Regions from separate parts of the Homo sapiens genome. Here region 1 is linked to region 2. Evidence: chromatin loops called from intact Hi-C (ENCODE). Cell type or tissue: heart right ventricle. All regions are shown on one strand. Links, peaks and the distances in the headings refer to the core of each region. The heading gives the core; the rest is flanking DNA. Region 1 overlaps LOC105376627 (a long non-coding RNA gene). Region 2 overlaps CD44 (CD44 molecule (IN blood group)).

Region 1 (2,915 bases), core at 136-2,635, 71 kb before region 2:
TTTTCTGTTAAAATTCCCTGACTCTTTGAGCCTCCTAGAAATAATCAGCCCCCGATAGGCAAGCTTCCCTTTGACCTGTTTATTAGTTTTCTAGGGCTGCCATAGAAAGTACGGCAAACAGGGCACCTGTAGTCCCAGCGAGGCTGAGGCAGGAGAATGGCGTGAACCCGGGAGGCGGAGCTTGCACTGAGCCGAGATCGCGCCACTGCACTCCAGCCTGGGCGACAGAGCAAGACTCCGTCTCAAAAAAAAAAAGAAAGTACAGCAAACAGAGTGACGTAAACAACAGAAATTTATTGTCTCATGGTTCTGGAGTCTACAAGTTGGACATCTAAGTATCTGCAGGTTGGTTCCTTCTAAGGGCTGTGAGGGAGAATCTGCTCCATGACTCTTCCCTGGCTTCTGGTTTGCTGGAGATTTTTTACATTCCTTGGCTTATAGATCCCTGTCTTCGTGTTCATATGATGTTCTCCTCTGTGTATCTGTGCCCAAATTTCCCCTTTTCATAGGGATACCAACCATATTAGACTACAGGCCCACCCTACATCATTATAAATTCGTCTTAACTAATCACACTTGCAAAGACCCTATTTCCAAATAAGGCCATGTTCTGGTGTATTGGCAGTAGGACTTCAACTTATGAATTTTGGGGGGACACAATTCAACCCATAACAACTAGGTTTATTCATTTCTACCTTAGAATCTTTGGTCCAGTCTGACCCAAGATGGTAAATAGTTTTCATTTCAGTTGCTAAATCTTATCAATTAAAGTCATTACCTGGAGTGTTGTGTGAAGACATGTGAGTTGACATCTTTTTCCCTTTAGTGGGAAAGGCAACCGGAATTGGTTCAGCCCACCTGAGAAACAGGAGATTTAAAAAATCCTACTGTCTATCTTTGAACCAAGGACCCCACCCAAAAGGGAGAAACCTACAAAGAACTACTTTTTTTGGAGCTCTCCAATTGAAATGGTTCCCAAAAGGTGATTGCCAATTTGCAATCTTGCTACAGACAATCACACTAGCAGGGCCATCAAGCCCATCCCATGAGAATGATCAAATCTCCAATAAGACTCAGCTGTTCCATGGGGGAGTGAGGGGAATGAAGCATTCAGAAAGATAAAATCATCTGGGTTTTCTGAATGTTTTCCCTGCTGAGGTTGAGGCTGAGAACTTGCATTGGCTGAAGACTTGCAGCTGGAACCAGATAGGAAGTAAGCTTCTGGAAGCACTAAAATGAATTGTCACTCCCACTCTCGATACCCACAGCTTCAAAACCACCAGATGCTGACAGCTGCTGTGGAAATCTAAGCAAGTGGAGGGATATCCAGATTGAGCTGGCCAAGTTTGGTACAAGAGCTAAGAGTCTGGGAACAATGGGAGGTCAGCTTTCTGTGTCACTGTGGATACAAAGGAAGTACTTTTGAGACACAGACAGGAAGTGACTGAGGACTTTAAGGGCAGCTTGGGCTATCCAGGAAAGTTCTTCATTCTTGTTTTTTTCTGCTGAGGCTCTAGAGGGACACCTGTCAGACTGACCAAGGCCGAAGATGGCTCCCTACCAGAGAGATTCAACTGAGGGCTTGCGATAGGTCTTGTGACATTGCTATTGATCTTGAGACATTCATCTGAAGCATGATTGTCACTGGCTTCAAACTTTCCTCATCATAAGAGAGGGACTGGGTCTACTTCAAATGTTTCGCACTAATGAAGTTAACATTCCCTTTCATGGTGAGGTAAGTTGATTGCATTAACAGCCCCAGTTTTTCATTCTCCCCTGAGGCCACCCATTTGGTAGTACCCTCCCACACTGATTCTTGGTTTAGTCATGTAACTTGCTTTAACCTCCAACAGAAGCTTGAAAAACACTTGTTCATTTCTGCTTGCCCTCCTTAAGCTCTGCCCTCATCATGAGACCATGCCCAGGCTAGTCTGCTGGAAGGAAGTCAGAGGCACACGGAAGAGAGCCACATTCAGCCAAGGCCATTCTAGACCAGTTGTTCCCTGTCACTTCACTAATTGGCCACAGCACAAGGTAAGTACAGCCAAGATCAGCAGAATCACCCAGCTGACCTGTTGAATTATGAGAAATAAGGAATGGTTGTTGTTTTAAGTCACTAAATTTTGCAGTGGTTTGTTACTTAGCAATAACTAGTAAAAATGGTCTTCTTCATGTAAGGGTAAAGAGGGAGGGTTCATAGATTGGGCTTAAACTGTGTTCACTGTTGACATTCAATCTGACTAGGAAGCTCTGAGAAACTGACTGGGCAGGTCTGTTAGAAGGCTATTTGCATGTGATGCCTCCAGGAAGAGAACGTCCTAAGGCAAGAACAAGTCAAGGAGAGAAGGCTGGCCAGGGAACAAAGACTTAGTCATAGAGAGGCTGAGAAAATCCACCCCGGTGTCTGTCATTCTAATGGGTCCTCTGGCTTAGGCTCAATAGATTATTGTCTGACTCTTACAGTTGAAGGTAGAGGCAAGGTGTAGGTAGAAAGGATTATTTCAGTAACAGCTCCATAGGACGCCGAGACACAAGCTCCACAGCATTAAGATTAGTGTAAAAAAAAAAAAAGTAATACAATTGCAGCAGGCTGGGTGTGGTGGCTCACACCTATAGTCCCAGCACTTTGGAAGGCTGAGGTGGGAGGATTGCTTGAGGCCAGGAGCTTGAGACCAGTCTGGGCAACATAGTGAGATCCTATCTCTATTAAAAAAAAAAAAGTAATAGCCAGGCATGGTGGCACACAGCTGTAGTCCCAGTGACTTGGGAGGTTGAGGTGGGAGAATTGCTGGAGCCCAGAAATTGGAGGCTGCAGTGAGCTATGGTCATACCACTGCACTCCAGTCTGGGTGACAGAGCAAGATCCCATCTCAAAAATATAACAATAAAAGCTATTGTAGCAAGAGAGGATCTCT
Region 2 (2,915 bases), core at 272-2,771:
TGGTCCATAACCTCTATCGAGACAGTGACCTTGTCTGCTTTATTCAATGCCTGGATCTTTTCCTAGCACAGTGCCCAGCACATGGAGACACTGAATTTGGATTCTCCTTTTTGAAGTCCCCATATCCACTTCAGTATTGGGGTGATTTTGATGGGATTGTGACTTACCATGGTGGATGCATCCTGTGAGTTCCAAACTCAACTTCTTAAAAAACCTTGTCTATCATCTATCCATCTATCTGTCTGTCTGTCTATCTATCTATCTATCTATCTATCTATCTATCTATCTATCTATCATCTGTCTGTATTCTATGTTCCATCTATCATCTATCTGTCATATATCTATCTCTATCTATTAATTATCTCTATCTTTATCTATTTATATCTATCATCTATCTGCCATATATCTATCTCTATCTCTTAATTGTCTCTATCTTTATCTATTTATATCTATCATCTATCTATATCTATCATCTTTTAACCTATCTGTTTCTATTGGAATAAGAGACAAGTGCTTGAAAAGCAGAGGAGAGTCAATACACAGGCCACATCTTCTCTCACTCCCTCCTTCCTCCTCATAGCTGTGAGCCACCCCAGTCCCTGTACCTGCTTCCTTGGCTGGCATCATCTAAGAAATCATCTCTTCCACAGTTTCCTGCAAGGGCATCACCCCAAGGGAAGCTGAACACATGCAACATCTGCCCACTCAGGATAAGTGTGAGGGATAAGGAGGAAACATTTTTCCTCTAGAGACAGGACTGTTGGGGCAAGGGCTGGGGAAGCAAGACATGGATACTCCAGGCTACTTCTTGCTGGGGCTGAGGGGAGTGCTCGGTGTGGCTCCCCTCTGGGACGTGTTTAGGGCAGCTCTCTCGCCTCTGAAACAAGCCTCATCAGATCATCCCCAGGCTTCCTTCCGCATAGTTTCTGATGATATAGGAAAGGAGCCCGATTATCTGTTTGAGCTTCCTGTTCTTTGTATTGTTTGGAAGGCTAAAGTCAACAGCCACTTTTGTATTCTGCATTGTTTGCGTTGTTAAAAACTCTGGAAAACTCATCTGGTTTCTTCTCCAAAAGTAGCTTCCCAGAGCCCTGGGAGACACTCAGAAATAAGATCCTTTTCAAATAGGCCAGCAGGGACCAGGGTCTCTCAGAACCAGCTTTCCTATCTTCTTCCAAAGGCCGGAATTGAGAAGGTTTACTCCAGCCCACATAATTGAGTCTCTGGGCTGTCAAGGACGCATTGGGGAGTTTGCTTCTGGTGTGCTGGGTGCTTAGAAAGCCGTATGAATTGCAGAGATAGAGTTGGGTTCCAGTTCTGCCAGTCACCAATTATGTGGCCTTAAGCAGTTTACTTAACTTTTCTGAGCCTCAATTTTCTCTTCTCTAAAATAGAGTTGTAATATACCTATGGCTTAGAGTTGTGTAAGGACTGACGCGATCACAGACTTGAAACCCTTGATAGAACGACTGGCATGGAGTAAGCATTCAACAGTCATAATTAAGGTCATTGTGATGATTACACTTGGGGCCTCTCCATTCACCATTTGCCCCAACTGTGTTCCTGCTGCACTTGAAAATGATTCCAGCTGCCTCTGGAAGATTTTCATCCCATTTCTGGGAAAAACATTAGCCAATAAACTCTCATTGAATTTGGCAGGGCGGGCACACCAGCAAGCTGACACTATGTGCATACAGGCTTCCTGGAACAACTGTTGCTGAGCAAATGAAGCAGCATGGAATGTTCCGGGAAGCAGGATTATTGCTGTAGCTGGTGAAAGTGAACTGGGAAACGCACTCCAGGTCCTGTCTTTACTTGCACAATTACAGTCAATCCCCAAGGCTGCTTGTCTCAGCAGGATCAGCCTCTTCCTGCCTTCTGTCCTGGCAGTGGGTGGTGGGGCTGGAGGAAGAAATGGTGTTTTCCTCCCTCTCCCATTGCAATTGTTTCCTTACAGTGCTGTTCTCTGAGGCCAGAGAACAGAAGGGCTCTTTCCAGAGGCAGTTTAACAGAGTAGCTTCCTTTTCATTCTGAGAAGTTTGGAGTTTCCCAGAGTCCACTTCCTCCCTAGAAGCGCAAGCTTGGAATTTCTTGGTTGCCAATGAGGTGCCAGCTTCTGAGTGCATAAAGTGTGTCCATCGTTTTTAATCAATTCTCTCATCTCCAAAAATACCTTTAATTGCCTTTAGCTGCTTAGTTCTGCTGTCCTCTAAAGAAAACAAGATCTGGCCACTCCCAGCCACACCTCAGAAGTGAGTAAGGCTTTTGCACCTTTTAATAGGAGTATTTACATGTGTGTCGGTTTCTCATCTGCTTTTAATTTCATTAGAGTGTGATTTTGGACTGTTGTTTGAGATGAAAGAGCAGATTATCAAAGTGCAGATGATTTTTTCATGGTGCAAACACATCATAAATTAGAAACTATGAGACCCCTTTGCAGCGGGGAAGACTGGGGCCAGTCATCCAAGGTTTCATCTTCCTGTAGGAGAAGGGAAAAAAAACGGACATTTATTAACTATCTGTTATGATCCAGACTCTCTACTGGTGCTTTTTGTATATTTATTCTCTAACTCCCATCAACTTCTCTTTGAGAGAGGCAGCAAATGACAACTGAATAAATGAATGGCTGAATTTCATCAGAGCCAGTTTACAGGCAGAGAAACTGAGGCTCATAAAGCGGACGTAACCTGCCTGAGATGTCTCAGCTTTTATATGGTGGGGCTGGAATTCAATTCAGAGCTCCTTCTCCCTTTTAACACTACACTGCAAGTTCCCATTCAGCTTCATGGGATTAATCCTGTTCTTCTGTCCCTAGAATGGAGCCTTGAAAGTTCAAGGTGTCTCCTTTTCCTAAGAAACTGGATTTTTCTGGCTCCTTGAGAATTGAGGAGCTCAAAACAATTGAGAACTCTTGG

The links. Peaks named below come from ENCODE experiments on the same cell type or tissue, not always from the same donor. Only the 100,000 strongest peaks of a DNase experiment are listed, where the experiment ranks them.
Region 1: a loop joins it to region 2, with 2.1 times the contacts of the local background. A loop is called at or near these places in 21 of 110 quality-filtered maps.

What each region holds. Positions count from the first base shown.
Region 1 is chr11:35,086,542-35,089,456 of GRCh38, forward strand. It overlaps LOC105376627 (a long non-coding RNA gene), which reads left to right. Exons shown (of 4, transcript XR_931194.2): 1 at 1-345; 2 at 1,897-2,034. Among named protein-coding and RNA genes, the nearest start is that of CD44-DT, 50 kb to the right of the region's middle. In heart right ventricle, for the core only: no CTCF peak of the experiment used is centred there; a DNase peak (open chromatin) is centred at 1,290; H3K27ac peaks cover 1,686 bases.
Region 2 is chr11:35,157,073-35,159,987 of GRCh38, forward strand. The region is part of intron 1 of CD44 (CD44 molecule (IN blood group)); the gene reads left to right. Among named protein-coding and RNA genes, the nearest start is that of SNORD164, 4.4 kb to the right of the region's middle. In heart right ventricle, for the core only: no CTCF peak of the experiment used is centred there; a DNase peak (open chromatin) is centred at 1,801; H3K27ac peaks cover 2,226 bases.